5 separate regions of the Homo sapiens genome follow, and all the other regions are linked to region 2. Evidence: read pairs that join two places in POLR2A ChIA-PET (ENCODE). Cell type or tissue: OCI-LY7. All regions are shown on one strand. Links, peaks and the distances in the headings refer to the core of each region. The heading gives the core; the rest is flanking DNA.

What was found. ChIA-PET counts read pairs that join two places held together with the same protein. Peaks named below come from ENCODE experiments on the same cell type or tissue, not always from the same donor. Only the 100,000 strongest peaks of a DNase experiment are listed, where the experiment ranks them.
Region 1: POLR2A ChIA-PET joins it to region 2 with 6 read pairs; 3 of 35 experiments call an interaction of 5 or more read pairs at or near these places.
Region 3: POLR2A ChIA-PET joins it to region 2 with 22 read pairs; 1 of 35 experiments calls an interaction of 5 or more read pairs at or near these places.
Region 4: POLR2A ChIA-PET joins it to region 2 with 5 read pairs; 5 of 35 experiments call an interaction of 5 or more read pairs at or near these places.
Region 5: POLR2A ChIA-PET joins it to region 2 with 8 read pairs; 3 of 35 experiments call an interaction of 5 or more read pairs at or near these places.

Annotation. Positions count from the first base shown.
Region 1 is chr12:31,931,841-31,938,154 of GRCh38, reverse strand. No RefSeq gene overlaps it. Among named protein-coding and RNA genes, the nearest start is that of RESF1, 24 kb to the left of the region's middle. In OCI-LY7, for the core only: no CTCF peak of the experiment used is centred there; no DNase peak of the experiment used is centred there.
Region 2 is chr12:31,832,181-31,838,494 of GRCh38, reverse strand. No RefSeq gene overlaps it. Among named protein-coding and RNA genes, the nearest start is that of H3-5, 43 kb to the right of the region's middle. In OCI-LY7, for the core only: no CTCF peak of the experiment used is centred there; DNase peaks (open chromatin) are centred at 3,094 and 5,434; H3K4me3 peaks cover 808 bases; H3K27ac peaks cover 1,382 bases.
Region 3 is chr12:32,293,365-32,299,678 of GRCh38, reverse strand. BICD1 (BICD cargo adaptor 1) reads right to left here. Exons shown (of 10, transcript NM_001714.4): 3 at 5,533-5,685. Among named protein-coding and RNA genes, the nearest start is that of FGD4, 100 kb to the left of the region's middle. RefSeq lists a silencer at 941-1,112. In OCI-LY7, for the core only: a CTCF peak has its summit at 5,429; no DNase peak of the experiment used is centred there; H3K27ac peaks cover 1,416 bases.
Region 4 is chr12:31,775,937-31,782,250 of GRCh38, reverse strand. It overlaps LOC107984470 (a long non-coding RNA gene), which reads left to right. Exons shown (of 3, transcript XR_001749065.3): 2 at 1,819-2,141; 3 at 3,065-3,189. Among named protein-coding and RNA genes, the nearest start is that of H3-5, 13 kb to the left of the region's middle. In OCI-LY7, for the core only: no CTCF peak of the experiment used is centred there; no DNase peak of the experiment used is centred there.
Region 5 is chr12:32,231,981-32,238,294 of GRCh38, reverse strand. All of the region lies in intron 2 of BICD1 (BICD cargo adaptor 1), which reads right to left. Among named protein-coding and RNA genes, the nearest start is that of BICD1-AS1, 130 kb to the right of the region's middle. In OCI-LY7, for the core only: no CTCF peak of the experiment used is centred there; a DNase peak (open chromatin) is centred at 3,044; H3K27ac peaks cover 861 bases.

The sequences.
Region 1 (6,314 bases), core at 697-5,696, 100 kb before region 2:
CCTCAGCCTCCCAAAGTGCTAGGATTATAGGCGTGAGCCACCTCGCCCAGCCTAAAGTTTCTCTTAAAAAGAAATAATCCCTAAGTTTAGGTTACCTCAGAGTCTCTAAAGTGATAATGGCCTGACCTTTATCTCCCAAATAACTCACAGTGTTGCTAAGGCTCTCAAAATCTGTATTAGTCAAGGTTCTCTAGAGGAACAGAACTAATAGGATAGATGTATATATAAAGGGGAGTTTATTAAGGAGTATTGACTCACACAATCACAAGGTGAGGTCCCACAATAGGCCGTCTGCAAGTTGAGAAGCAAGGCAGCCAGTCTGAGTCTCAAAGCTGAAGAACTTGGAGTCTGATGTTCAAGGGCAGGAAGCATCCAGCATGGTAGAAAGATGTAGGCTGGGAGGCTAAGCCAGTCTAATCCCTCCACATTCTTCTGCCTGCTTTTATTCTGGCTGCACTGGCAGCTGATTAGATTGTGCCTACCCAGATTGAGGGTGGGTCTGCCTTTCCCAGTTCATTGACTGGAATGTTAATCTCCTTTGGCAACATTGTCACAGATAACACCAAGGAACAATGCTTTGCATCCTTCAATCAAGTTGACACTCAATATTAGCCATCATAGAATCAAATACTATTTACATTCAGCATGAAGGCCTCAATCCTCCAGGAAAGTAGAAAGGGCTAACCAAACTCTAAAATGAGTGTTATCTAAGCTATGTCAGGAAACATTAGAAACTTTGGTCAGCCTACTGCCCATAGCCTTCTTAAGGACCTGTAATACCCCTAGAGCAGAAATTAATATAAGCTCATAGGAAATGTTATACGGAAGGGCATTCTTCACTAATGATCTAATTACTGATTCAGAAACAGCCAGTTTAGTAAAATACCTAGCTAACCTAGGTCAATTTCAGCAGGCTTTACAAAAGTTTGGAACTCAAAGGCTCCCTATACTGGGAACTAACCAGTAACCCAAAATCAAGTCAGGATAAGGTACTTGTTAAAACATGCAAGGAGGGATCACCTGCTCAACAATTGCAACCCAAATGGAAAGGACCATTTTCAGTGGTAATGGCCACACCTTCTGTGGTCAAAGGACTGGGATTAGATCGTTCAATACATCTTTCAAGGATCAAGTCTGCGATACCTGAAGCCCCAGACCTGGAACCTGAAGTTCCCATCATCCACTACACTGTGAACCTGTGGAAGCCCTGAAGTACCTGTTTAGAAGGCAGCCAAAAGAGAAGAAGAAGCCTACCAATTTTCCTTGGTGTTTTGTTGCATCGTTACTGTAGGCTGGATAACAGTAGCCATGTTTTTATATTTTTTGCAGATTGATTTCCATCTTTCAAACGGTTGGAATCACTTCCTTTGTAGTAATTAAACAATTTTTTTTTTTTGAGAAGGAGTCTTGCTCTGTCACCAGGCTGGAGCACAGAGACGTGATCTCCACTCATTGCAACCTCCGCCTCCCGGGTTCAAGTGATTCTTCTGCCTCAGCCTCTGAGTACCTGGGACTACAGGCACGCACCACCACGTCCAGATAATTTTTGTATTTTTAGTAGAGACAGGGTTTCACCATGTTGGCCAGGATGGTCTTGATCTCTTGACCTTGTGATCGCCTGCCTCGGCCTCCCAAAGTGGTGGGATTACAGGCGTGAGCCACCACGCCCGGCCTAAACAGAACGTTGTTTTTGTTTTGTGTTGTTTTGTTTTTGAGATGGAGTCTCGCACTGTCGCCGAGGCTGGAGTGCAGTGGTGTGATCTTGGCTCACTGCAAGCTCTGCCTCCTGGGTTCACGCCCAGCCTCCTGAGTAGCTGGGACTACAGGCGCCCACCACCAACCCTGGCTAATTTTTTGTATTTTTAGTAGAGACAGGGTTTCACCGGGTTAGCCAGGATGGTCTAGATCTCCTGACCTCATGATCCACCCGCCTCTGCCTCCCAAAGTGCTAGAATTACAGGTGTGAGACACTGCGCCCGGCCAACAGAATGTTTTAATTCATTCCTATAATATCCCTGACAGCATAGGTATCCACCCCTGAAATTCCCATTAAATCTTTTAACCAAATTCATTTTCTCTCGCCTAGAGACCATCAAGCTTCAGATGATCAGCAACAGGGTTTCCAGCCAGTTCCAAATTAAGACAGCACCCCTGGCCATCAAGAAACTACTCTGCTGTCTGGGCACAGTGGCTCACGCCTGTAATCCCAGCACTTTGGGAGGCTGAGGTGGGTGGATCACGAGGTTAGAAGATCGAGACCATCCTGGCCAACATGGTGAAACCCTGTCTCTACTAAAAATACAAAAATTGGCTGGGCACAGCACAGTGGCTCATGCCTATAATCCCAGCACTTTGTAAGGCAGAGGTGGGCAGATCACCTGAGGTCTGGAGTTCGAGACCAGCTTGGCCAACATGGTGAAACCCCGTCTCTACTAAAAATACAAAAATTAGCTGGGTGTGGTGGCGGGTGCCTATAATCCCAGCTACTCAGAGGCTGAGGCAGGAGAATCGCTTGAACCCAGCAGGGTGACAAGAGCGAAACTCCATCTTTAAAAAAAAAAAAGCTGTCTGTGGGTGGGCACTATGTGAGAATCAAACAAGGAAACTATCAAGCCACACACGCTGTCACAACCCACTGAGATTTGCTCAGATCCCGCCATCCCTCAGGCCAAATCTGCACAAGAGTTTGATAGTTTTTATCTGAACAAATTTCTATTTAGTGCGATATATAATTCATTCAAAATTACATCTTTTGAAGCAAACAAATTTTTTTTTAAATTTAAGAGTCAGGGTCTTGCTCTGTTGCCCAGGCTGAAGTGCAGTGGTGCAATCATAGCTCCCCTGCAACCTCAAACTCCCGGGCTCAAGTGATTCCTCACCTCAGCATCCCAAGTAGCTAGGACTACCAGCACCACCACCATACTTGTTGTTTTCTGAACTATTGTAGGAGGGCCTAAAAGTCACCTCTACTCATCTTAGTTCTTAAGTAGGACTTTCTTAAGTAGGGTCCAGAAATCAAATTGACACAAGACATCAAAAAGAGAAGAGCATACATGTTTTATTAATTTTTGCATGTACATGGGGACCCTCACAAGAGAGTGAAGACTCAAAGAAATGACAAAAGTAGGAAGATTTTTTACTTTTCAGATAAAGAATGATAAATTTGTGAAGAAATGACAAGACAAAGGGATCTGGGCCGGAGTAGTAAATTCTAGGGCAGTCACTAGGAGATTTATGGAGAGGTGTAAAGCTAGTGGAAGATAAGGGTTAGTTTAGTAAGTTTATTTATACAGGCCTGTTGGAGCATCAGTTCCCAGTCTCTGGAGATAGGGGTTGTTTTCTCACCCTGGTACAAAGAAGCATTCTCCTCAAAGGAATTTTTATGGATTGTAACAGGTAGAAAAGGACAGGTCAGCTACCTCTTTCTTTTTTTCTTTCTCTCTCACTTTCTTTTCTTTTTCTTTTTTTTTTTTTGAGTCAGGGTCTTGCTGTGTCTCCCAGGCTGGAGTGCAGCAGCATGGCATGGTCTTGACTCACTGGAACCTGTGTCTCCCTGCCTCCCGGGTTCAAGCAATCCTCCCACCTCAGCCTCCCGAGTAGCTGGGACCACAGTGCATGCCGCCACACCCAGCTAATTTTTGTATTTTTTGTAGAGATGGGGTTTCACTGTGTTGCCCAGGCTGGTCTTGAACTCCTGAGCTCAAAAACGATCCACCCGCCTTGGCCTCCCAAAGTGCTAGGAATAGAGGCATGACCCACCGCACCTGGCCCTTTCTTTCCTTTCTTCTTGACAGTGTCTCACTCTTTTGCCAAGGCTGGAGTGCAGTGGCACGATCACGGCTCACTGCAACCTCAAACTCCTGGGCTCAAGTGATCCTTCCACCTCAACCTTCGGAGTAGCTGTGGCACAGGCGTGTGCCACCATGCCTGGCTAGCTCGCCCTTTCTGCAACTACAGTTTCTAAAGTGTCTTTAGCTTAAATAATCAGTATACTAATTCAGCAGATTTTGGAGTGGCACATCCTTCACTCCTTCACTATGAATTCATCTCACAGAAATGAGAAGGTAACTGGCTTTGCTGTTAGAAGTCCCCGAATTTCGGGCCGGGTGTGGTGGCTCACGTCTGTAATCCCAGCACTTTCGGAGGCTGAGGCAGGCAGATCACGAGATGAGGAGATCGAGGCCATCCTGGCTAACACGGCGAAACCCTGTCTCTACTGAAAAAATACAAAAAATTAGCCAGGCGTGGTGGCGGGCGCGTGTGGTCCCAGCTACTCGGGAGGCTGAGGCAGGAGAATGGCGTGAACCCGGGAGGCAGAGCTTGCAGTGAGCCGAGATGGCGACAGAGCGAAACTCCGTCTCAAAAAAAAAAAAAAAGAAGTCCCCGAATTTCAAAATAAAAGTCTTGGGCTTAAAAAGTCTGAATGTTATGCTGTGTGTTTTTTGCCTCCAAGTTTTTAGTTTCAGACTAAAGTAGCCAGGGTTATAAGTAATACAAAAGTGTGATGGCTTTGTACTCTGTCGACTTAGATAAATTCAAACTAAGTGTCCCAGCTTCCTTCCCTGAATGATTCTGAGTTGCAGTTGACCACAGAAGAAACATGAACAAGTTTTAGAAGCCACAAGTGAAGCATCTGCCATTTTCTTTGTGCTGAAAGTAAGGCTATAGTGGCAGGCGTTATTGCAGTGAGGCGTTATTGTTGCTGATTCCCTAGCTGGCCTTGCTGGGGTGGGGCAGGGTGGCATTATGATGTATATTGGTTTTCATCCATGGTCCCTGCCTTGGTACAGTCTTGTTGTAATATGGGGTGTGTCAGACCTCGGAGGCGGGCCTTTGAGCTTCTCTTGCCCTCCTTTCACCTGCCTCAAGGCAGGACACTAATGTTTCCCTCCTTTCTGATTGTGGGTCTTAAGACCCTTGTACACCCTGGGGGAAGAAATGCTGACATCATGAAGCTTCCATAAAAACCCAAGAGGGTCCGGGCTCAGTGGCTCATGCCTGTAATCCCAGCACTTTGGGAGGCCGAGGCAGGCGGATCATTTGAGGTCAGGAGTTCGAGACCAGCCTGGCCAACATGGTGAGACCCTGTCTCTACTAAAAATACAAAAATTAGCCGGATGTCATGGTGCGTGCCTGTAATCCCAGGTACTTGAGAGGCTGAGGCAGGAGAATCACTTGAACCCCGGAGACGAAGGCTGCAGCAAGCCGAGATCATGCCACTGCACTCCAGCCTGGGCGACAGAGTGAGACTCCATCTCAACAAAACAAAACAAAACAAACGAACAAAAAATCCAAGAGGACTGGATTCAGGGAGCTTCTGTATAGCAAACACGCGGACATTCCTGGAGGATGGTGCACCTAGGGAGGGTGTGGAAGCTCTATGCCCCTTCCCCCAAACCTCACCCTACACATCTCTTCATCTATATCCTTTGCAATATCCTCTATAATAAACAGGTAAACATCAGTAAGTGTTTCCCTGAGTTCTGTGAGCCACTCCAGCAAATTAATTGAACCCAAAGAGGGGGTCATGGGAACCTCAACTTGAAGCCAGTCAGAAGTTCCAGAGGCGCAGGCTTGTGATTGGTTTGTGTGAGGGGGCAGTCTTGGGTACTGAGCCCTCAACCTGTAGCATCTGACACTATCTCTGGGTAGATAGCATCAGAATTAGAGGGTACCCACATGCTCTTCACAGCTTGGTATGTGAGAAAAAAAAACCACACAACACATGGCCACAGAAGTCTTCTGTGTTGATTGTTGAGGTGTGAGAGTAGGGGAAAAACACAGTTAGGGAGAGTTTTCCCTACACGGTGGTATCCACGGCCCCTCAAGCTCCTACCATATCTCCTCCTTCAGCTTTTCTTAGACCTGGGCCAGGTGATTGGGTGGTTCTGTGGCAGAGGGCAACAGCTTCTCCTGCAGGTCGCCCAATGTCATTGCTTGTCCTTGTGATTTCTAGTCTATCCATATGGATCCCAAGTCTTGCTCTTCCCTACTTTACATTCAGCCTTCCTGACTGCCAGCCTGGGTGACTTCAGACCCTACACAACCCACAACCCAAGGCGACAGCCTTGTGTAGACCTCTCCAACAGCTCCCACAACTGTCTATACTCTAATCCCTATGATAAATCCTCATAATCTCTATCGTAAACCATACTCTGTTACTCATAGTGTTTATGTTTCTCTGGTCAAACTGACTGATAGTAGGAGTCCATATACTTATGAAATAAACATCTGAAGAGGAATACAAAATTTTGTGCCATGTGCCAGGCATTTTGCTAAGTGTGCCTTATCTCACTTGATCTTCACCAGAACAC
Region 2 (6,314 bases), core at 922-5,921:
AGTGTGAAAACTGAGTTCAGTCCAGCTGAAAACCACAATCACATACCTAATTCAAAACTTCCCTATCTGCTATGACCTGAATGTTGACGTCCCTCCAAAATTCGTATGTTGAAATCCTAACTGCCAGGGTGATGGTGTTAGGAGGTGAGAGCTTTGGAAGGTGATTAGGTTATGATGGTGGGGCACTCATGGATGGGATTTGTGCCCTTATGAAAGAGGCCTCAGAGAGACCCTGGCCTTTTCTGCCACATGAGGGTTCGTGGACCAGGGAGTGGGCCCTCACCAGACAGAATCTGCTGGTGCCTTGATCTTCAACTTTTCTGGAGAATTGTGAGGAACAAATTTCTGTTGTTTACAAGCTACCCTGTTTATGATGTTTTGTTATAGCAGCCTGAATGGACTAAGACACTATCCTTCATTCCTTGCTTAGAGCTACAGCTTGAGGAACCAAAAGAGGTGGCGGTCAGGAGGCGGGGATAGAGTCAACTTCATTATTTCCTCTACCACACTGAGGTGAAATCTGGCTTTCATTTTCTTGACTCCCATTCCACCCCACCCACACCCTGCCTAGCCTCTGACTCTTACTGCTGGAGTTCCCTTACCTGACCAACTATGTCTTGGGGCCAGCTAAGGTCCAAGAAAACATGTGTATCCCTGCCACCCAACCAGCAAGCAGCAGCAACTACTCCAAGGTTGCCCTCTCTCTTGTGCTGCCATCTCGAAGCCAAGGTTCAGTTGAGGCAAGAAATGCCTGTCTGGCCGGGCGTGGCAGCTCACGCCTGTAATCCCAGCACTTTGGGAGGCTGAGGGGTGGGGGGTGGATCACTTGAGCTCAGGAGTTCGAGACCAGCCTGGCCAACATGATGAAACCCCGTCTGTACTAAAAATACAAAAAATTAGCTGGGCGTGGTGGCGGGCGCTTGTAATCCCAGCCACTCAGGAGGCTGAGGCAGAGGCAGAAGAATCACTTGAACGCGGGAGGCGGAGGCTGCAGGTTGCTGTGAACCGAGATCGTGCCACTGCACCTGCACTCCAGCCTGTGTGAAAGAGCAAGACTCTGTCTCAAAAAAAAAAAAAAAAGAAAAGAAATGCAGCCAGGCGTGGTGGCTCACGCCTGTAATCCCAGCACTTTGGGAGGCCAAGGCGGGTGGACCACAAGGTCAGGAGATTGAGACCATCCTGGCTAACACAGTGAAACCCCGTCTCTACTAAAAATACAAAAAAAAAAAAAAAAATTAGCCAGGCGTGGTGGCGGGTGCCTGTAGTCCCAGCTACTCGGGAGGCTGAGGCAGGAGAATGGCGTGAACCCGGGAGGTGGAGCTTGCAGTGAGCCAAGGTCGCGCCACTGCATTCCAGCCTGGACAACAGAGTGAGACTCTGTCTCCAAAAAAAAAAAAGAAATGCCTGTCTACTTGTTGCAGGCACCCCCAGTCTCTCTCAGCGTTTCTACTGGAGGCTTCTCCCTCACTTAGTTTTTTGTTTTTTGGTTTTTTTTTTTCCTTTGAGACGGAGTCTTGCTGTGTAGTCCAGGCTGGATGGACTGCAGTGGTGAGATCTCGACTCACTGCAAGCTCCGTCTCCTGGGTTCAAGCAATTCTGCCTCAGCCTCCCGAGTAGCTGAGATTACAGGTATGTGCCACTATGCCCAGCTAATTTTTTTGTATTTTTAGTAGAGACGGGGTTTCATCATCTTGGCCAGGCTGGTCTTGAACTCCTGGCCTGAAATGATCTGCCCACCTTGGTCTCTCAAAGAGCTGGGATTACAGGTGTGAGCCACCGCGTCTGGCCACCCTCACTTAGTTTTGTGAAGGAAAGAAATACCACATGGCCAAGGGCAACTCTCATTTCCTCTGTCTGCTCCACTTCTCCCCAGCCTCTTTTCTATAGACGGGAGTTGAGGATAGGGTGAAAGCTGCCATGAATAAGGCTCATTCTGCTGTTCGTTAGTAAACCCAGGGGTAGAATCTAGCTCCAGTGATGGGTGGCTCTCTTTAAAACATATCTTTCTTGGTTCTTCTTTGCCTCGGCTTTTGACGTTAGTCCTTGATTTTGATTCAACAGAAGCAGCCACTTTTGGCATCTTGTTATAGATGCACAGGTGGTAATTGAAGCCATGAGAGTTAACCAATATATAAAGAACTGCAGACAGCTGAGAAGGAGTGCTATCTTCGTCCTTTATTAAGAGTCAGCTATTGGCCAGGCGCAGTGGCTCACGCCTGTAATCCCAGCAATTTGGGAGGCCAAGGCAGGCGGATCACGAGGTCAAGAGATCCAGACCATCCTGGCCAACATCGTGAAACCCCGTCTCTACTAAAAGTACAAAAAATTAGCTGGGCGTGCTGGCGGGCGCCTGTAGTCCCAGCTACTCGGGAGGCTGAGGCAGGAGAATCATTTGAACCTGGGAGGCAGAGGTTGCAGTGAGCCAAGATTGCACCACTGCACTGGTGACAGAGTGAGATTCCATCTCAAAAAATAAATAAAAAGTCAGCTATTAGCACCTTCGGAGGCTGAGGTGGGCAGATCACCTGAGGTCAGGAGTTGGAGACCAGCCTGGCCAACATGGTGAAACCCTCTCTCTACTAAAAATACAAAAATTAGCTGGATATGGTGGTGCATGCCTGTAATCCCAGCTACTCAGGAGGCTGAGGCATGAGAATCACTTGAATCTGGGAGGCAGAGGTTGCAGTGAGCAGAGATGGAGTGACTGTACTCCAGCCTGGGCAACAGAGCGAGACTCAGTCTCAAAAAAAAAAAAAAAAAAAAAGAAGATTAAAAAAATGTGATTATGCACTGGTGAAATAGCCATTGTAGAATCATGTCTTGAAATGTCCTATGTTGACTAAATGTATCCAGAATTGCCATGTGAAATGTGTGAAGGACAAGATGTTCTGTGTTTGGTAAATGTGTATGAGGAAGAGAGAAACAATTAGAAGTTCTCTGTCACACAATCTACACACTACCAGGAAGTTATTCTAGAAAAAATAACGTTCTCTAAAACGAACCATGCAATCTGACACCCGTCTTCCACCTCTCAGGGAAGAGAAACTTCAAAGGCAGGAGGCAGGGCCAATGCATGATGTGTTCTATTGTCCCAAGGAGACCTGCCTGAGCCTTGACCCTAGTTTCTGATGGCTTTCCGTGTTGAGTGTAGCCTAAGAAGCAGAAACTGAATCTACTGGAACCTTTCTGAATAGGGTTTATTTAATCACATGCACTGTTTCCTGTTTAAAGCATTTCCCAAAATGGCATAGCACCTCCTCTCCAATGGTGGTCAAATTGCGATGTGTACCCTTGGGGGAACTTGAAGAATTTCTATGATGTACATGGGCAGGAACAGCTTGAAAGGACCAATTTCTGAGTCTCAGCTTCCATTTGCACTCCGTAAAATTGACCTACCTGGGAATGTGTCTATGGTCTGCTAGTATTCCAGTCCCCCTTCTCCTAGCATACAAAATAAGGCAGACTTCTCACCCATCCCAAAACTTTTATGTTGTGTAGGGTGCAGGGGTGAGGGGCTGTACAAACTCTCTGAAACACAAAATAAAGGTACTATTCAGCCTTATTTCATCCAGATACCCAGATTCATACCTTGATTAATTAGCTATCTATCTATTGCTGCATAGAAAATTAGCCCAGAACAGCCAGGCACAGTGGCTCCCACCTGTAATCCCAGCACTTTGAGAGGCCGAGGTGGGCAGATCACGAGGTCAGGAGATCAAGACCATCCTGGTCAACATGATAAAACTCTATCTCTACTAAAAATACAAAAATTAGCTGGGCATGCGCCTGTAATCCCAACTACTTGGGAGGCTGAGGCAGGAGAATCGTTTGAACCCGGGAGGTGGATATTGCAGTGAGCTGAGATTGCACCACTAAACTCTGGCTTGGTGACAGAGAGAGACTCTGTCTCAAATAAATAAATAAATAAATAAAAATAAAAAAAATAAATTAGCCAATAACATAGTAGCTTAAAACAACAATAAACACAAATTCCCCAGGGTCGTTATGGTGGGATGCGACTTCATCACCAGATTGACCTATCAAGTGCAAGGAAACTTGGCTTCAGGAGAGGCTAACTTACTTCTGTGTAGTGTAGGGGGAAAAGAGAAAACACACACACACACACACACACACACACACATGTGCGCGCACGCACAGCGGTAAAGCAGAAGTTTCCAGCTGGGTTTTCTGTCCCTTTGGCCACATAATCAAGTCAGGTGATCTAACTTGTTAAAACCATCAGTAAAGAAATTGACCCTGGGGTTTCCCAGATTCAGTTTTTATTTTTATTTATTTTATTTATTTATTTTTTTTGAGATGGTGTCTCACTCTATCACCCAGGCCGGAGTGCAGTGGTGCCATCTCAGCTCACTGCAACCTTCGCCTCCTGGATTCAAGCGATTCTCCTGCCTCAGCCTCCCGAGTAACTAGGATTACAAGCGTGCACCACAACGCCTGGCTAGGTTTTGTATTTTTAGTGGAGACAGGGTTTCACCATGTTGGCCAGGCTGGTCTCAAATTCCTGACCTGGACAGAGGCCTGGCAGGTGATCTACCTGCCTCGGCCTCCCAAAGTGCTGCGATTACAGGTGTGAGTGACTGCGCTTGGCCCAGATTCAGATTTTAAACAGCACATGACAAATCTTGCTGCCCTTCTATCCGCTAAAGGTAAAAAACCAAACGTCCATAATTCTCCAAAGGCAAAGATAGAGTTTTTCCAGTACAGATGTAAGTCAGCCTATTATCCACACATTCCCAACAAATGGCCTTTAAGAGCCTTTGGTGCCAAATTCAACAAATGGAAGGGTTTTACACAGGTTAGGAAGATCACCAGATGCATGTGAGTCATGTTTACTTGAAGATCACTCTTCATGACACATATTAAATATTCTTAGTGCTTACATACTTAATGAAGCCTTATAGGTATTCTGTAAGTATTTATTGAGAAATAGGAAAGAAGAAGGAAGAAGAAAAAATACAATTCTTGTGGGTTCTATTTTCCTTTCTGCCTCTGCGCTTTCCCTATACTAAGCATTTTTGCTTCCTCATCTACATTGTAGTTCTACTCTCAGCTGTTTACACTTCACTTTCCTAAAAGCACCAGTGTGACCTTGATATCTGGCCCTAATTTAGCCTTTTGATGTCCATAGTTTCTGTTTTCTCCATCTGACACATGTTCGTTTCTCTTATTCTTGGATGCCTAGGTTCTGGGCTCCTATTGGGTTATCTTTCAAGTCATCCCAAGATAGAAGATAGACTTCCTGCTGAGAGAGAAGGCAGTTAGAGGCTGGTTAGGCAGATAGAGAGGGAGGGTCTCTGGAGAAGGGCAGTGTTCACAAGAACGCTAGCAGGACCGTACCTACACCGCCTCTGCAGCTAATGGGAAGAAATGTGGTTAAGAACTTCCCCTTATGCCAGGATGTTGCTCAGAAGGGACTGTCCTAACTTAGGCACAGGCGGAATAAATCAACCTAAGTGTCCTTGGCCCAGCTCATCATAGTGTCATTAACATGACATTTTTGTGGTTTTAGCCCCTTGGTGGGTTTCACTTAGGCACTCGTGGGTAACAACCAAGATGGAGTCACTCTGGCCAATCCCAGGCATGTGCAGATGCAACACCCTTAGGAGGGAACTTTACCCCTCCCATTTTGGGCAGAACCCACAGAAGACTTCCTTCCTTCCTCTTCCACATAAAAGACCCAGAACTCAGCCCCATTTCTGAAAACTTGCTTTCAGGGCACCTCTCTTTGCTGAGAGCTTTCCTTTTGCTTAATAAATCCTACTCTACTTACTCTGTGGTGTCTGTGTTCCTTATTCTTCTTGGTCCTGGGATAAGAACTCGGATGTAGCTGAACTAAGGAGTGATTTAGACTGCAATGCTGCTCCAGAAGATAGACTTCCTGCTCCAGAACATAGAAATGGGTGTGATATCTTCTCCCAAATTCAAAATAAATGACAATGGCTGAGCACGGTAAATTATGCCTGTAATCCCAGCACTTCGGGAGGCTGAGGCCAGCGGATCACTTGAGGCCAGGAATTCGAGACAAGCCTGACCAACACGGTGAAACCCCCTCTCTACTAAAAATGTAAAAATTAGCTGAACGTGGTGGCTGATGCCTATAATCCCAGCACTTTGGGAGGCAGAGATGGGCGGATCACTTGACGTCAGGGGTTTCAGACCAGTTTGGTCGACATGGTGAAACCCTATCTCTATTAAAAATACAAAAAGAATTAGCCGAGCGTGGTGGCACACGCCTGTAATCCCAGCTACTTGGGAAGCTGAGGCATAAGAATTGTTTGATCCTAGGAGGCCAG
Region 3 (6,314 bases), core at 514-5,513, 460 kb before region 2:
TCACTATGTTGCCCAAGCTGGTTTCAAACTCAAGTGATCCTCGTGACTTGGCCTCCTAAAGTGTTGGGATTACAGGTGTGAGCCACCGTGCCTGGCCCTGATCTCTTTCTGTCTGGGCAGCTTCACTCACACCACTCACTCAAATGTGGTACAAGCTCCTACTATTCACCCAGCTGTTTCATGTTTCTCCGCCTGGGAAAAGGCTGTCATCTGGAAAACTCTTATTCCTCTTTTAACACCTAAGTTAAGAATCTCATCCTAACTGAAGTCTTTGGTGCCCACTGAGGCAAACTCATCACTCCTTTCTGTGCCGTTGTTGTAAGGCTGCACCATGTGATTAGAGCCCCAGCAAAGCAGAGGAAGCAAGAAACGGAACAAGAAGGTGCTTAAAAACTGGTGTTTGATATTTTAAAGACAACATCAAAGCAGTCACCATAGGAAAAATAAGTGCTTTATTAGGATTCCTTATGGCAACTTCATAGTTTAATAACTTTATTTTTAACTACATGACGGTCAAGGTTAGATATCATAATCCTTTCAGAGCTTAGGAACTCTAAAGATCTTAATCTATCCCTGTGTTGCCAAACCTAACATGTGGCTTTAATATTCATTTACACAAATTGCTAGGAGTCCCTATTGGGACTACAAGCTCTTTGAGCCAGTGACTGTATCTTTTGTCTCTAAAAAGTACATGATCTCATAGAGAGATACCCCTGAAATACCGGTTAAATGAAATAAAACAACTGAATACATTTCCTAGGTCTTTTATGATATTACCTTATGATATTCTTTTTTTTTTTTTTTTTTTGAGATGGAGTTTCACTCTTGTTGCCCAGGCTGGAGTGCAATGGCATGATCTCGGCTCACTGCAATCTCTGCCTCCCAGGTTCAAGCGATTCTCCTGCCTCAGCCTCCCTAGTAGCTGGGATTACAGGCATGTGCCACCACGCCCGGCTAATTTTGTATTTTTAGTAGAGACGGGGTTTCTCTATGTTGGTCAGGCTGGTCTCGAACTCCAGACCTCAGGTGATCTGCCCGCCTCGGCCTCCCCAAGTGCTGGGATTACAGGCATGAGCCACCATGCCCAGCCTCTTTTTTTTTTTTTTTTTGAGGTGGATCGGAGTCTCACTGTGTCACCCAGGCTGCAGTGCAGTGGCGTGATCTCGGCTCACTGCAACCTCCGCCTCCTGGGTTCAAGCGATTCTCCTGCCTCAGCCTCCTGAGTAGCTAGGACTACAGGCACCTGTCACCACGCCCGGCTAATTTCTTTTTTATATTTTTAGTAGAGACAGGGTTTCACTATGTTGGCCAGACTGATCTCGAACTCCTGACCTCGCGATCCGCCCACCTCGGCCTCCCAAAGTGCTGGGATTCCAGGCATCAGCCATTGCACCCAGGGTGATATTCTTATATATTATTACCTGACATTGGAGGAAATGTTTCATATTAGAAGTGTGACTGAATTGTTGCTTTTTTTTTTCCCATTTTTTTTTTTTGAGACAGGGTCTCACTCTATCGCTCAGGCTGGAGTACAGAGGTGTGATCACAGCTCACTGCAGCCTCAGCCTCCCAGGCTCAAGTAATCCTTCCATCTCAGCCTCCCAAGTAGCTGGAACCACAGGTGTGCATCATCACACTTGGTTAATTTTTTTTGTTGTTGGTAGAGATGAGGTCTCCCTATGTTGCCCAGGCTGGTCTCAAACTTTTGGACTCAAGTGATCCTCCTCAGCCTCCCAAAGTGCTGAGATTACAGGCATGAGCCACCGTGCCTGGCCAGTTTTCTTATTCTTTCAACAAGTATTTATTTAATATCTACTGTGGATCAGGCTCTATCGTAGGTGCTATATGTTAATGGAAGGAAATGGAATGTAAATAGACTCTTTATAGAAAGTAAGAGGTGTTTTTTAAACAATAATTACACTGTACTTAGAAAATAATAAATAACTAAAAGAAAAATAATACTTCAGAAGGGAAAATTCTTTGAACTAAGCATTTTAAAATGGTAGTAGCTTTGCTGTTTAGAGAAACATCAAACCAGGCTGAAGGACTATACAACGTATTGGGAACTTCAGTACAAAGTAACACAGTCCAATTTTGTGACCGAATGCTACTCATTGTCATCTCTTTAAAAAACTCTGTGGCATTTGTACATACAATATTGTACTTAACACTTCATTAATTAGGGCCGGGCATGGTGGCTCATGCCTGTAATCCCAGCACTTTGGGAGGCAGAGGTGGGCGATCACTTGAGTCCAGCCTGGGCAACATAGGGAGGGCAACATGGCAAAACCCTGTCTCAACTAAAAATACAAAAATTAGCTGGACATGGTGGCACACGCCTGTAATCCCAGCTACTCAGGAGGCCGAGTCACAAGACCAGGAGGCGGAGGTTGCAGTGAGCCGAGATTAAGCCACTGCATTCCAGCCTGGGTGACAGAGCAAGACCCTGTCTCAAGAAAACCCCAAAAAACCAAAAAACTTTATTGATTAGAGAGAGTTTATGATAGATGCTAGCATCTATAAAGAAAGATCAGTTACTACTGGAAACAAACACAGCATTTTCTTAGCTGGGAGAGACTTGTGGCATTTCAGTTCCCCCAATTTCAGGGAATAAACCAGAATGGTGCTCTGTGCAGAAAATGATTTTGAATGAATTAATTAGATACTTAATTGGGAAAATTAGCATATGGCATGTTGGAAATAAAAAATGTGTAAGTCCCCCCTCCTTTTTAAAAAACTTCTGAGTTAACCATTGGATTCCATGTTTCAATTACTGGGAGAAGGGCATGGGGAAACTCACAACAGGAATGACAGTACAAATTCTCCCAGAACCGGCATCTGGGTTAATGAATACTCAAGGGATACCTTGGCAGTCTTTCAAGAATATCTAATACTGGCCTTCATTAACCTCCTGAGTCCATCAGTCTCCACATGCGGTCAGGGAAGGCTCTCCAGGGAGGCTGCTGATCGTGCTCTCACCATGCTCTAGAGAGCAGTGAGGAGTGTAGGAATCGGGAAGGAAGGGCCACTTTAAATAGTTGCACTTCAAGTAAATTTGTTTCAAATCCTCTATGTGTTTCATCAATAACCAAAAAAAGGACCACAAGAAAATACCCTTCTTAGGTCAGGCGTGGTGGCTCACACCTATAATCTCAGCACTTTGGGAGGCTGAGGCGGGCAGATCATGAGGTCAGGAGATCGAGACCATCCTGGCTAACACGTTGAAACCCCATCTCTACTAAAAATATAAAAAATTAGCCAGGCGTGGTGATACATGCATGTAGTCCCAGCTACTCGGGAGGCTGAGGCAGGAGAATCGCTTGAACCCAGGAGGCAGAGGTTGCAGTGAGCCAAGATCGCGCCACTGCACTCCAGCCTGGTGACGGAGCGAGACTCCGTCTCTCAAAAAAAAAAAAAAAAAACAAAAAAAAACCCCTTCTTATTTTAAAAAGTATTCGAGAAGCATCTTTACAAATGTATTTTTCTAAGTCTACATTTCTCCACTGTGAGCTCACTTATCCCAGCCAAATCAAGACCTGGGGAGCCTCTGGAATGGCCAGCCCTCAGCACACATATGGGGATTCAGTGCTTACGGAAGGAATGAGGCAGAAACACATGGGGATACTCCAGTAGCCCTTTTTTGATGGACTGAAACTGTCCCCTTACATGCCTTCCCCCCAGCACTCCAAATCTGGGGGAAGTGGCAATGATCAGAAATCAAATTTTGGCCAGACGCTGTGGCTCGTGCTTGTAATCCCAGCACTTTGGGAGGCTGAGGTGGACGGATCACTTGAGCTCAGGAGTTCAAGACCAGCTTGGCCAACATGGTACAACCCTGTCTTTACTGAAAATACAAAAATTAGCTGGGTGTGGTGGCTCATGCCTGTAATCCCAGCTACTCGGGAGGCTGAGGCAGGAGAATTGCTTGAACCAGGAGGTGGAGGTTGCAGTGAGCTGAGATCATGCCACTGCACTCCAGCCTGGGCAACACAGCAAGACTCTGTCGCAAAAAAAAAAAAAAAGAAATCAAATTTTAATTGTGCCACTACATGGATTTTTCTCTTCTGGATTTTTTTTCTTTTCCCTCTTAACCCTTATATCTATCAATCAATCAATCAATCAGTGTATCATGTAGATACCAACTCAGGAAGGGAGTGAGGTAAAAGCATACATCTGGGCTGGCTTCTAAGTTTACAGAGGACAAGAATCATGCCCTATGGATTCTTGTGTCTGTCCAACCTAGCACAGCACCTGGCACATAGGCTGTTGATCTGAACTGAGAGGTGGCAACAGCGTTTAGACCAGAATAGAGGTGTCGCTGAGGAAGCACCTTGAAAAGAACTCGAACATCCAATTCACCTTTGCTTAATTAACTACTCGATTCAACTGTATTCATAAATAAATTCTTCTAAAATTACAGATTCAATAATTATTAATAGTTCTGAAAATCCACAATGCAAACCAATCAGGAAAATTAAGCTATCAAACCCCCATTACAGCAAAAAAATCATTTAAATGTACGAATGTAATCTTTGTAGTCAGGTTACAGCTGAAAAAGAAAACAGGCATTTTCTTTTTCTTTTTTTTTTTTTTTTTCGAGACGGAATCTCACTCTGTCACCCAGGCTGGAGTGCAGTGGTGTAATCTCGGCTCACTGCAACCTCCGCATCCTGGGTTCAAGCAATTCTCCTGCCTTAGCCTCCTGAGTAGCTGAGATTACAGGTACCCACCAACATGCCTGGCTAATTTTTGTATTTTTAGTAGAGACGGGGTTTCATCATGTTGGCCAGACTGGTCTCAAACTCCTGACCTCAGGTGATCCACCCGCCTCGGCCTCCCAAAGTGCTGGGATTACGGGCATGAACCACCACGCCCGGCCTCTTTTTCTTATAATTTTGCTCTTCTTGATTTATACTTCATAATCCATTCCCCTCTACGATTTGAAAGCAATTTACAGAAAAAATTTTAAGGGAGTGAGAGACCAGTGATTGTAGGGAGACCCTAAGCTCATAGACAAGCTTACAGACCCAGGCTTTTTTTTTTTTTTTTTTTTTTTTTAAGACGGAGTCTCACTCTGTCACCAAGGCTGGAGTGCAGTGGCACAATCTGGGCTCACTGCTACCTTGACGTCTTGGGTTCAAGTGATTCTCCTGCCTCAGCCTCCCAAGTAGCTGGGATTACAGGAACACACCACCATGCCCGGCTAAGACTCAGGCTTTTAATGAGAAGTTGTCAGGTTAAATTTGTTACGATACATTTGACTTATGAAATAAATGAACACAGAGCTAAAATAAAAACTAAAATTCTTTTTCTTATTCAATAAAACTTTAGTGTACACTATACTACTTACAGGTGTATTTTTTCCTTCTATATTTTAGCTGAAATAGGAGGGTTGGGACATTGCAGTACATAAATGTTATAGAGAGAAGATAAAAGAGTAACAATAAATTCTGACAAGTTTGGAGATTTAACCCTAGTGGTCAGAAGATGTAGATCCATCTTCAGTATAACAAAAAATTTCTTAAACCTTACCTGGTTCTGCTTCAACGTGGACACTAGTTTCTGCAATGTGATATTTTCTTCTTCCAATTCAGTATAGTCCTGAAGGAGCCGTGCCTCCCGGAACTTATATTCTCGGATTTCATCCTTCATCCGTATTCTCTGTAGCTCCACCATCTCATTGTTCTGAAACAACAGAGTAAACAGTCAATATATAACTCTCTTATTGTAGATTTTACAAGGTGTAAAGTCCTGGTAGTTAAAAATAATAATAAAAACACCTCATGGGGTGTAAATTGTTACTGCATTTTTTCGAATGGCAATTTAGTGGTATCTGTCAAAAACTTAAAAGCACATATATATTACCCAGCAATTCAACATCTAAAAATCATTCTTAAGTATGTTTTCATAGAAGTAAATAGAAACAGAAACAAATCCATGTATACTTACACAAAAAATTGGAAACAGTCTAAACGTTTGCTATTTGGGGAACACATTATCATGCATCCATTGAACGGAACATTATAAAATTATTTTAAGAAACGAGAAAGGCCGGGCGCTGTGGCTCACACCTGTAATCCCAGCACTTTGGGAGGTCAAGGTAGGTGGATCACCTGAGGTCAGGAGTTTGAGACCAACCTGGCCAACATGGTGAAACCCCGTCTCTACTAAAAATACCAAAAAAAAAAAAAAAATTAGCCAGGCGTGGTGGTGGGCGCCTGTAATCCTAGCTACTTGGGAGGCTGAGGCAGGAGAGTCACTTGAACCTGGGATGCGGAGGTTGCAGTGAGCCGAGATCAGGCCACTTCACTCCA
Region 4 (6,314 bases), core at 764-5,763, 56 kb after region 2:
TCAACGACCAGCCACTTGCATCTTCTTCCACCAACGCCTTCCTCACAATGTCCAGCCACTGTGTCTGCCTGCCAGGGTCTCTGGTTTTTACAGGCCCAGGATGGGGGCGTGGCAGGCCAGGATGGTCTTGGGAAATGCAACATTTGGGCCGGAAATGCCTGTCCTCACCTAGGTCCGTGGGGGTGGAGCCCTAGGCAGGGACCACACCTTTCTCTATCCAGCACTTCCCTTCCTCCCTTTTGTATTGTTTAAAGGGACCACAATCTTCCCTTTCCAGCACTCCAGTATCAAAATGTATCCTTAATCAGGAACAAAACCTGATGTCAGGTGGATAGATGTTTCCTCTTATTCAAGCTATGAACCTTATTTTCACCAGTGAAATGATTGGCATTGAGATTGAGCACTCAGAACTTCTCCACATGCTTGAATCTCTAGAGCCTCAATGGTCAGGCTGATGAAATCATTTCTGTACTTCAAACCCATCTAAGTGGAAGAGGCTGCCTAGAAGCCAGTTAGTAGTGCCACAGTTCTAAAGTTTAAAACTGGTCGGGGACCACAAGAAGAAACACATTTCATCCAAGGAAACATCCCTCCCCTCCCCTGCCTTCCCCTCCCCTCCCCTCCGCTGCCCTACCCTGCCCTTCTTTTTTTCTTTCTTTCAACTATAGAGGTGAGGTCTCACTGTATTGCCCAGGTTGGTATCAAGCTCTTGGGCTCAAGCGATCCACCAGCCTCACCCAGTCAAAGTGCTGGGACTACAGATGTGTGCCACCACGCTCTGCTAGAAACGTGGGTTTCTAAACGTTAAAAATTTTCGGCCTGACGCGGTGGCTCAGGCGTGTAATCCCAGCACTTTGGGAGTCCGAGGCAGGCGGATCACCTGAGGTCAGGAGTTTGAGACCAACCTGGCCAACATGGTGAAACCCCGTCTCTACTAAAAATACAAAAATTAGCCAGGCGTGGTGTCAGGTGCCTGTAATCCCAGCTACTTGGGGAGGCTGAGACAGGAGAATCGCTTGAACCCAGGAGGTGGAGATTGCAGTGAGCCGAGATCGCGCCATTATGCTCCAGCCTAGGGGACAAGAGCGAGACTTCGTCTCAAAAAAAAAAAAAAAAAAAAATTCAGGGGACAGCCATGGTGGCTCACACCTGTAATCCCAGCACTTTGGGAAGCCAAGGCAGGCGGATCACTTGAGGTCAGGAGCTCAAGACCAGCTTGGCCAACATGGTGAGACCCCCCCATTTCTACTAAAAATACAAAATATTAGCCAGACATGGTGGTTTACACCTGTAATCCCAATTACTCGGGAGGCTGAGGCAGGAGAATAGCTTGAACCCAGGAGGTGGAGGTTGTAGTGAGCCGAGATTGCACCACTGCACTCCAGCCTGGGCAACAGAGCGAGAATCCATCTCAAATAGATAAATAAATAAATTTAAAAATAAATATAATAAAATTAATTTTTAAACAGGAAGAAAAATTGAAATATTTGTACTGAGAAAAATGCCATGTCCAACAAACTTAATGCTAGTCCTAGATTGTTTAGGTAGCTTTATAAAGGCAGGGAGGAAGGAAGGGAAAGAAAGAGGGTAAAAAGAAAAAATACATAAAGGAGGCCTCCTTATCCAGAAATCAATGAGAAAGGTTGGAGGCTTTGGTTCTGGATACCCCAAAACTATCTTTTCAAGTTGATCAACATTCTTTCATCTCATAGTGCTACTTTATATATATTGAGATTGCAGAAATTTATGGCTGATATGTTTGTAGTTTGGTATGTTGAGAATGCTTTCATAATTAAGACATACATACATTTTTTGTAGATGCATGTAATCTCGATGTTTGAACGTTTGAATGATTGACTGAAAAGAAGACACAAACAATTTCAAACAGTGTCTCTGGTACCAGGACAAACCAGGAACATTCTGATCCTAGAGTTGTTTAAACAAAGACTGGAGAGTACTGCCTTCTTTGGCGTACCAGAACCCACAGTAAAGTGGTAAATTACTGTGTAACCAGATGGGACCTTCAAGTCCAACACTATCAAATTATAAAGAAGAATTTCAGTAGCAGCTCGGATTACAACCTCACTCACTCCACTGAGCCACTCTGAGTATTGCAAAACACTTATAGGATGCAGGTATTGGTAAGGCGATTCTAATCAATGTCCTAATGTGTTTTTTCAAAAGTGTATTCTTGCAAACCTAGTTTTAAGACATCATGACCCTGGCATGAATCACAAGATCAAAAAAGCCTTCTGAGATTCTGCAAACATGGTATCTCTATCTCCTTGATGTTCACCTGTAACATTCCAGACAGGCTGTTGAGATTGAGGTAGAGATAGAGTGGGCAGCCTGAAGAAAATTGTAAATGTTTGTAAAACCCTCCGAGGGGATTTGGTGAAGCAGATGGCCCAGACCAAATAAAAAGACTGCCAAGCTGTGTTGGAGGTTCACCTGATTTTAGAGGGCATGGATTTATTGTGGCTATTGCATACTAGACCCCTTGAGTTTCTTTTCACATTTGCTCCTCATGACATCTTAATATGTAAATATAATTTTCCTGATTATGCAGGATTTAAATCACTAATACAAGCTGCCACCGCTAGTTAGGGTTTTGTAGTTGCAAACAACAGCAAATCACTTTTATCACAAGATAAAAGGGATTTCATTGGAAAAATATGTGGAAACAAGAGGGGCAAAACAAAGGGGGAGGTTAATGAACCAATATGTAAAAAACAAAACCAAAGCATTTCACAGGCCTCAGTAGTAGAAATGAATAGATTGATTATTTAGGACATAGCTGCCTGTATATTGCTTAATATCTTTGGATCACTCCACCCCAGAGTCCAATTCCAGAGAGAGGGGATGGTGGGGAGACACTGTCTGGCTTAGCTAGAGGCATATTCTTAGTTGGGGAGCTGCCTCCAAGACTGGAATACAGCATGGTGCAGATTAAGATGGTTTTGCCAAAGAAAGGAGGCTGGATAATGGTGAGCAAAAATGAGCATATGTCCACTGCAGATCACATATTTGTCAGATGTGAAACCTAATGTTATATGTTCTTTAGCTAGGTCTGTTGTCGTCTGGATGATTATAGCACAAGTGAAACAGAAGACTAAGAGATTTGAAGGCGTTAATGCTGGAAATAGTGATGGATAGTCACTATATTTCTGAGCTAGGGAAGAAAATGAGGCCAGAAGATAATTTGGAAACCAGGAGAACTGAGACAAGGTGGGTTTAAATCAAGTTTAGCTTAAAGCTGCCTTCTCACATGTTTAAGTTTGGCCTACAGGTTTTTCTGTACATCATGAACTGTAAAAAGTGGAGGTATACAGCCCACATCCGTGCCAATCACTGAGTTTTGGCCAATCAAATGTAGCCAAATGTTCAAACTGTGTTCAAGTAAGGCAAATGCCAAGCTGTAACCAATCCAGTTGTTTCTGTACTTCACTTCTGTTTTCTGTTCGTCACTTTCATTTTGCTGTCCATAAATCTTCTTCCACCAGGTAGCTACGCTGGATTCACTACGAATCTGCTGTGATTCTGGGGGTTGCCCTATTCGCAAATTGTTCATTGTTTAGCTAAACTTCTTTACATTTAACTCAGCTGAAGTTTTTTTCTTTTAACAGTGGTAAGAAATTTCTAAGAATCTTCTGAGATTTTTTTTTTTTTTTGAGACAGAGTCTCCCTCTTTTTGAGACATTGTTTCACCATGTTGGCCAGGCTGGACTCGAACTCCTGACCTCAAGTGATTCGCCTGCCTCGGCCTCCCAAAATGCTGGGATTACAGGAGTGAGCCATTATGCCTGGCCGAATCTTCTGAGATTATGCCAGAAATTATTATTATATTTTTTGAGATGGAGTTTCGCCCTTTTGCCCAGGCTGGAGTGAAGTGGCGTGATCTTGGCTTACTGCAACCTCTGTGCCCAGGTTCAAGCAATTCTCCTGCCTCAGCTTCCCAAGTAGCTGGGACTACAGGTGCCCACCACCACTCCTGGCTAATTTTTGTATTTTTAGTAGAGTTGGGGTTTCACCATGTTGGCCAGGCTGGTCTCGAACTCCTGACCTCAGGTGACCCACCCGCCTTGGCCTCCCAACGTGCTAGGATTACAGGCGTAAGCCACCATGCCCGGCCTATTATGCCAGAAATTCTATGATGTAAACCAAGCAAGAGGCATGCCATGAGAAATTGAGGTGCTATGAAGGGTCATCAAAGAGCAAATAAAGTTCCAATTGTGTTTTAGTTTCATGTATTTATTTATTTAAAATAGAACCAGGGCCGGGCGCGGTGGCTCATGTCTGTAATCCCAGCACTTTGGGAGGCCGAGGCAGGAGGATCACGAGGTCAGGAGATCAAGACCAGCCAGACCAACATGGTGAAACCCCGTCTGTACTAAAAATACAAAAAATTAGCTGGGCGTGGTAGCAGGCGCCTGTAGTCTCAGCTACTCGGAAGGCTGAGGCAGCAGAATGGCGTGAACCTGGGTGGCGGAGCTTGTAGTGAGCTGAGATCGCACCACTGCACTCCAGCCTGGATGACAGAGCCAGACTCCGTCTCAAAAAAAAATAATAATAAATAAAATAAAATAAATAAATAAATAAATAAAATAGAGCCAGGTACAGTGGCTCACTCCTATAATCCCAGCACTTTGGGAGGCTGAGGCTTTAGCCCAGAAGTTTGAGACCAGCCTGGGAAATATAGCGAGACCCTGTCTGTGTAAAAAAAGTTTTTAAATTAAATTAGCCCGGCACGGTGGGACATGCCTATAGTTCCAGCTACTCTAGAGGCTGAGATAGGAGGATCACTTATACCCAGGAGATTGAGGCTGCAGTGAGGTATGTTCACGCCACTGCATTCCAGTCTGGGCGACAGAGCAAGACCCTGTCTCAAATGAATAGAATAGAATAGAATAGAATAGAATAGAATAGAATAGAATAGGCCATACTGTCATTTATTTATTTATTTTTTTTGAAAATACAGATGGGAGCCGGGCATGGTGGCTCATGCCTGTAATCCCAACACTTTGGGAGGCCAAGGTGGGAAGGTCCCCTGAGGTCAGTAGTTCAAGACCAGCCTGGCCAACATGGTGACACACCATCTTTACTAAAAATACAAAAATTAGCTGGGAGTGGTGGTATACACCTGTAGTCCCAGCCCCTCAGGAGGCTGAGGCAGGAGAATCACTTGAACTCAGGAGGCAAAGGTTGCAGTGAGCCAAGATCCCACCGCTGCACTCCAGCCTGGGTGACAAGGCAAGACTCTGTCTCCAAAAAAAAAAAAAACAAAACAGACAGGGTCTCACTAAGTTAGCCACACAGGTCTCTAACTACTGGCCTCAAGCAATCCTCCTGCCTTAGTCTCTCAAAGTGCTAGGATTATAGGCATGACCCACTATGCCCAGCCATTTTTATGAGACGGGGTCTGGCTTTGTTGCCCTGACTGGAGTGCAGTGACACAATCTAAGCTCGCTGCAATGTCTGCCTCTTGGGCTCAAACCATCCTTCCATCTCAGCCTCCTGAATAGCTGGGACTACAGCTGTGCGCCACCACGCCCAGCTAATTTTTTTTGTATTTTTGGTAGAGATGGGGTTTTCCCATGTTGCCCAGGCTGGTCTCAAACTCCTGGCCTTAAGTGATCCTCTCGCCTTGGCCTCCCAAAGACCAAGGATTACAGGCACACCTGGGATTACACTGTTCAACCACTGGCTCAAGAAAAGCAGAAAGTCTTCTCAATGGCTCAAAATTCATTTTATGTTCAATGACAGGCCTTCTGCAAATTGAGACTCTGAGCTCGTTAGGGTAGTGACTGTAATTCTTCCTAGACACAGAAGGCCAACAGGGTGATTGTCACAACAGCACTGAGCAAAAGCCATTACATATTAGTAGCCAATGAGAATCAAGATTCAGGACCCTGCAGAGGAGAGCACTCTCATATGCCAGCAAGCAGAGTGGTGGAAGGGGAGCTTGGGTGCATGCTCATCCATTACAGCCAGTGGGAGGCTCTGAAGTCTAAGTAAGATGAAGACGCACTGCTGTACTGGTTGGCACCTAGGCAGTAAGTAACAATTCACTAGATAAAATTTTAGGTGGAACTACAGATTTGAAAAGTTCTGGGATGCAATATAATATCTATGGGAGCATTGCTATTAACATGAAAAGTCAGTATCTTGAAAACAAGTAGGGTCCCCTCCCCTGGAATATTGAAGAGATATGAAGACTGTATCTTCAAGTACCTGAGGGGAGACCTAATACAACGAGTTCTGTGACTTTCTGCCAGACCCGGTGCAGGGAATCCATGAACTGGTCAGGCCTCCTG
Region 5 (6,314 bases), core at 400-5,399, 400 kb before region 2:
ATTTCCACCATATTTACGAGTACTTCCTCTACTGAAGTCTTAAAAAAAAATCCTTTTTAGGAGATGGGGGTCTCACTGTGTTGCCCAGGCTGGTCTTGAACTCTATGCTTGTGATCCACCCGCTTCAGCCTTCCAAAGGGCTGGAATTATAGGCCACCATGCCCAGCCTGCTCTACTGAAGTCTTAAAGCCCTCAAAGTCACCATGAGGTTTGGAATCAACTTCTTCGAAACTCCTGTTCATGTTGATAATTTGACCTCCTCCCAACAGTATCTAGAATTGTGAATCCTTTCCAGAAGGTTTTCAATAGACTTTGCCCAGATCCATCAGAGGAATCACTATCTACAGCAGCTATATCTTTATAAAATGTATTTCTTATATAATAAGACTTGAAAGTCAAAATGACTCCTGGATCCATTGGCTGCCCAGTGGATGTTGTGTTAGCAGGTATGAAAACAACAGTCATCTCCTTATACTTTCAGAGCTCTTGGGTGACCAGGTACACTGTCAATGAGCAGTAATATTTTGAAAGGAACCTTTTTTTCTGAGTGGTAGGTCTCAACAGCAGGCTTTAAACGTTTGATAAACCACTCTATAAACAGACGTGCTGTCATTCAGACTTTGTTGTTTCATTAATAGAGTACAAGTAGAGTACATTTAGTATCATTCTTAAGGGCCCTAGGATTTTTAGAATGTTCAATGAGCATTGCCTTCAACTCAAAGTCACAAGCTGTATTAGCCCCTAACAAGAGCCCAAGGGACAAAAGCCTGTCCCTTGAAACTTTGAAGCATTGACTTCTCCTCTCCAGCTATGAAAGTCCTAGCCTGAAGGCATCTTCTTCCAATACAAAGTCGTTTCATCTACATTTGAAGATTTGTTATTTGGTGAAGCCAGCTTTACCAATGATCTCAGCTAGATCTTCTGGATAACTTACTGCAGCTTCTCTATCAGCACTTGCTGTTTACTTGCCCTTTTATGTTATGAAGATGGTGTCTTTCCTTAAACCTCATGAACCAACCCATTGGCTTCAAGCTTTCCTTCTGCAAGTTCCTCACCTTTCTCAGCCTTCAGTGAATTGAAGGGAGTTAGGGCCTTGCTCTGAATTAGGGTTTGGTGGCCAAGCACAGTGGCTCACACCTGTAATCCCAGCACTTTGGGAGGCCGAGGCGGGCAGATCACAAGGTCAGGAGATCAGATCGAGACCATCCTGGCTAACATGGTGAAACCCTGTCTCTATTAAAAATACAAAAAAATTAGCCGGGTATGGTGGCGGGCACCAGTAGTCCCAGCTACATGGGAGGCTGAGGCAGGAGAATGGCGTGAACCCAGGAGGCAGAGCTTGCAGTGAGCCGAGATTGTGCCAATGCACTCCAGCCTGGGCAACAGAGCAAGACTCTGAAAAAAAAAAAAAAAAAAAAAAAAGAATTAGACTTTGGCTTAAAGGAATGTTATGGCTGGTTTGATCTTCTATCTAGAACCACTCAAATTTTCTGCATATCGGCAATGAGGCTGTTTCACTTTCTTATCATTTGTGTGTTCAACAGAATAGCACTCCTCATTTCCTTCAAGAACTTTTCCTTTGCATTCACAGTTTGGCTGTTTGGCACAATAGGCCTAGCTTTTGACCTATCTAGGCTTTCAACATGCCTTCCTCACTAAGCATAATCATTTCTATGTTTTGATTTAAAGTGAGAGATGTGCAACTCCTCCTTTCTCTTGAACATGTAGAAGCCATTGTAGGGCTATTAGTTGGCCTAATTTCAATATTGTTGTGTCTCATGGAATAGGGAGGTCTGAGGAGGAGGAGAAAGATGGGAAATAGCTGGTGGGTGGAGCACTCAGAACACATACAACATTTATGGATTAAGTATCAATTAAGTCTTTATTATTATTATTATTTGAGATGGAGTCTTGCTCTATCACTGAGGCTAGAGTGCAGTGGCATGATCTTGGCTCACTGCAACCTCCGCCTCCCCAGTTCAAGCGATTCTCCTGCCTCAGCCTCCCAAGTAGCTGGGACTACAGGTGTGCGTCACCACACCCAGCTAATTTTTTTGTATTTTTAGTAGAGATGGGGTTTCACTATGTTGGCCAGGCTGATCTCGAATTCCTGACCTCACGATCTGCCCACCTCAGCCTCCCAAAGTGCTGGGATTACAGGCGTGAACTACCACACCTGGCCTCAATTAAGTGTTATATGGATGCAGTTCAGGCCATCCCCAAACAATTACAATAGTAACACCAAAGACAGTGATCACAGATCACCATAACAGATATAACAATAATGAAAAAGTTTGGGCCAGGCGCAGTGGCTCACGCCTGTAATCCCAGCACTTTGGGAGGCCGAGGGCAGATCACGAGGTCAAGAGATCGAGACCAGTCTGGCCAACATGGTGAAACCCTGTCTCTACTAAAAATACAAAAAAATTAGCTGGGTGTGGTGGCATGCACCTATAGTCCCAGCTACTTGGGAGGCTGAGGCAGGAGAATCACTTGAACCTGGGAGGCGGAGGTTGCAGTGAGCCAAGATCGCACCACTGCACTCCAGCCTGGGTGGCTGATCGAGACTCTGTCTAAAAAAAAAAAAAAAAAGAAAAGAAAAAGTTTGAAATACTGTAAGAATTACCAAAATGTGACACAGTCATAAAAGGAGCATATGCTGTTGAAAAGAAAATGGTCCCAGTAGACTTGCTCAATGTAGGGGTGCCACAAACCTTCAATTTGTAAAAAAAAAAACCCACAATATCTTCCAAGAGCAAGAAAGCAAAGCACAGTAAGACACAGTATGCCTGTGTTTAATTTTGTGGCAACTAGGAAAAAAAAATAGCCATAAAGGATCTTTTCAGAGATGATAATGAAGAAAAGGTTGTGAAACATCATTTCATTGGAACGCACGACCAACAAAAGACTAATTCAAAGATGATACAAGATTTTTATTCCTCTTCAGGCCTAGTTTCATTATCATTAATTGTTGAGGGCAAGAGAGCAGGTGTTATCCTGACAGGTTATTTTACATCCTTCATTCTAACTACTGAGTTAACTATCCAAGAAAGCTTGTGGGACACCTGTTTTTACAAACCAACCTCTACCCCATTCTTAGACAGACACACTCTCCTGTAAGCTACAATAAGACACATGAGTAATTCTGCCTGTAAATATTGTCACTCTGTTAATATGTGTGTTTTCAAAGGACTGTAGGAATATTGTGTGCCAAGCCTATCAGGAAACAAATTTTTATATTCTAGATGTCTATAATCTACTGTAGGCTGGAGAATAGTATATATTGTGATAGCCTCAGACGAGATGTTTAGGCTGGCAACAGTGGCTCACACCTGTAATCCCAGCACTTTGGGAGGCTGAGGCAGGCAGACTGCTTGAGCCCAAGAGTTTGAGACCAGCCTGGGCAACATGGGGTGATCCTGTCTCTACAAAAAATATAAAAATTATTCAGGTGTGATGGCACATGGCTGTAGTCCCAGCTACTCAGGAAGCTGAGGCAGGAGGATTGCCTGAGTAACCTCCACTCAGGAGGTGGAGGTTGCAGCAAGCCAAAATTGTGCCACTGCACTCCAGCCTGGGCAACAGAGTGAGAGACTCTAACTCCAGAAAAAAAAAAAAAAAAAGAAAGAAAAAAAAAGTGGTGTTTAGTTATAATTCTGCTTTTCTTTCTTTCTTTCTTTCTTTCTTTTTTTTTTTTTGAGACGGAGTTTTGCTCTTGTTGCCCAGGCTAAAGCGCAGTGGTGCGATCTTGGCTCCCCACAACCTCCGCCTCCCAGGTTCAAGTGATTTCCTGCCTCAGCTTCCCAAGTAGCTGGGATTACAGGCATGAGCCACCACACCTGGCTAATTTTGTATTTTTAGTAGAGATGGGGTTTCTCCATGTTGATCAGGCTGGTCTTGAACCCCCGACCTCCGGTGATCTGCCCGCCTCGGCCTCCCAAAGTGCTGGGATTACAGGCGTGAGCCACCACGCCCTGCCTAATTTTGCTTTTTAAAAAGCTGTCTTAGTGAAACCAAAAATATATCAGAAAACTATTTCTAAAAAAGTACTTTTAATGTTCCTGAACAAGTGGTGATATGGAAGCTGGCTAACTAGGTAATCAATATATAGCCTGCCTTATGAGATCCATAGTGTTCTAACTTAATTCAAATTGAAAGTTAAATTTGGATCTACTAATACAGCTAATCCAGTTAGGTCTACAGTATTTGTTTTTAAAAATATTTTTGTTGGATATGCATTAAAAAGTGTAATTTGAGGTATATATAAAAATTCATTACGATATCACTAAGCTCATTCATTAGGTTGCTCAAGTATATGTTTCCTATAACCTTCAAGAAGTTAAGTCCTGAGTAGATTCTGGTATCCTTGATTTTTAGATTAATCTGTAAATTCCCTTAGGAGAATTAAATGCCTGAACAGAATCTTAATCAGGCTAGACCTGCCAACTGGGATGCTCTTTGGAAATAGAGGTCAAGACGTAAAAAAAAGATTAAAATTGTCCAGTAAGCATCCCAGATGGAATGCTGACTATGCATTACTTGCCCGCCTACCAGGCTGCACAAGGAACAAAACCTGAACTTAGGGTGGGAGAAAAAGTTTGAAACCAAATTGAGCTATTTTTAGTCCAAGAATCAATATGTACAAAATGGATTGTGCACAGATCTTTATTCTTATGGTCCGAGAAGTAGAGAACTGGTGTTTGACCCTACTCAGAAGATAGGAAAGGGGAGGGAGGGAGGGAAGGAAGGAAGGAAGGAGGAGGAAGGGGGAAGAACGGGAGGGAGGGAGGCAAGAGAGAGGACAGAAATCCTTATATATATGCTAAGTACACCATACGAGTTCCGCATTTTAAAAAGTAGGCTGCTTTCCACTGCTTATTTTTAAATGGTGAACAATAACAGATAAAAATGTAATGACCTTGAAAAACAGTAAAGGGAATATGTGTAAGCCTACTTTTTTTTTTTTTTTTTTAAAGACAGACTCTTGCTCTGTCATCCAGGCTGGAGTGCAATGGCACAATCTCAGCTTACTGCAACCTCCTCCTCCTGGGTTCAAGCGATTCTCTTGTCTCAGCCTCCAGAGTAGCCGGGGTTACATGTGCCCGCCACCATGCCAACATAACTTTTGTATTTTTAGTAGCGATGGGGTTTCACCATATTGGCCAGGCTGGTCTCGAATTCTTGACCTCAAGTGATATGCCCGCCTTGGCCTCCCAGCAAGATTACTTTTAAAACATAATTTTTTTAAACCTATGTCAGTGCCAGAGTTGCCATTTCTACATTATGTCCTGGGCAATGCTCTCTGCCATTTTCCATTTAATTTTCCATTTGGCGCTGGCTTAATGACAGGCTACTACACAAGAGGTTGATGTCACTGTCATATCAGGCCAGAAGTTTCGGCCCCTTCTTATTGTCTAATGCAGAAATAAAGCAGTCATGGGGAAAGGATTCCCTATTTAATAAATGGTGCTGGGAAAACTGGCTAGCCATATGTAGAAAGCTGAAACTGGATCCCTTCCTTACACCTTATACAAAAATCAATTCAAGATGGATTAAAGACTTAAACGTTTGACCTAAAACCATAAAAACCCTAGAAGAAAACCTAGCCATTACCATTCAGGACATAGGCATGGGCAAGGACTTCATGTATAAAACACCAAAAGCAATGGCAACAAAAGACAAAATTGACAAATGGGATCTAATTAAACTAAAGAGCTTCTGCACAGCAAAAGAAACTACCATCAGAGTGAACAGGCAACCTACAAAATGGGAGAAAATTTTCGCAACCTACTCATCTGACAAAGGGCTGATATCCAGAATCTGCAATGAACTCAAACAAATTTACAAGAAAAAAACAAACAACCCCATCAAAAAGTAGGTGAAGGACATGAACAGACACTTCTCAGAAGAAGACATTTATGCAGCCAAAAAACACATGAAAAAATGCTCACCATCACTGGCCATCAGAGAAATGCAAATCAAAACCACAGTGAGATACCATCTCACACCAGTTAGAATGGCAATCATTAAAAAGTCAGGAAACAACAGGTGCTGGAGAGGATGTGGAGAAATAGGAACACTTTTACACTGTTGGTGGGACTGTAAACTAGTTCAACCCTTGTGGAAGTCAGTGTGGCGATTCCTCAGGGATCTAGAACTAGAAATACCATTTGACCCAGCCATCCCATTACTGGGTATATACCCAAAGGACTATAAATCAGGCTGCTATAAAGACACATGCACACGTATGTTTATTGCGGCATTATTCACAATAGCAAAGACTTGGAACCAACCCAAATGTCCAACAATGATAG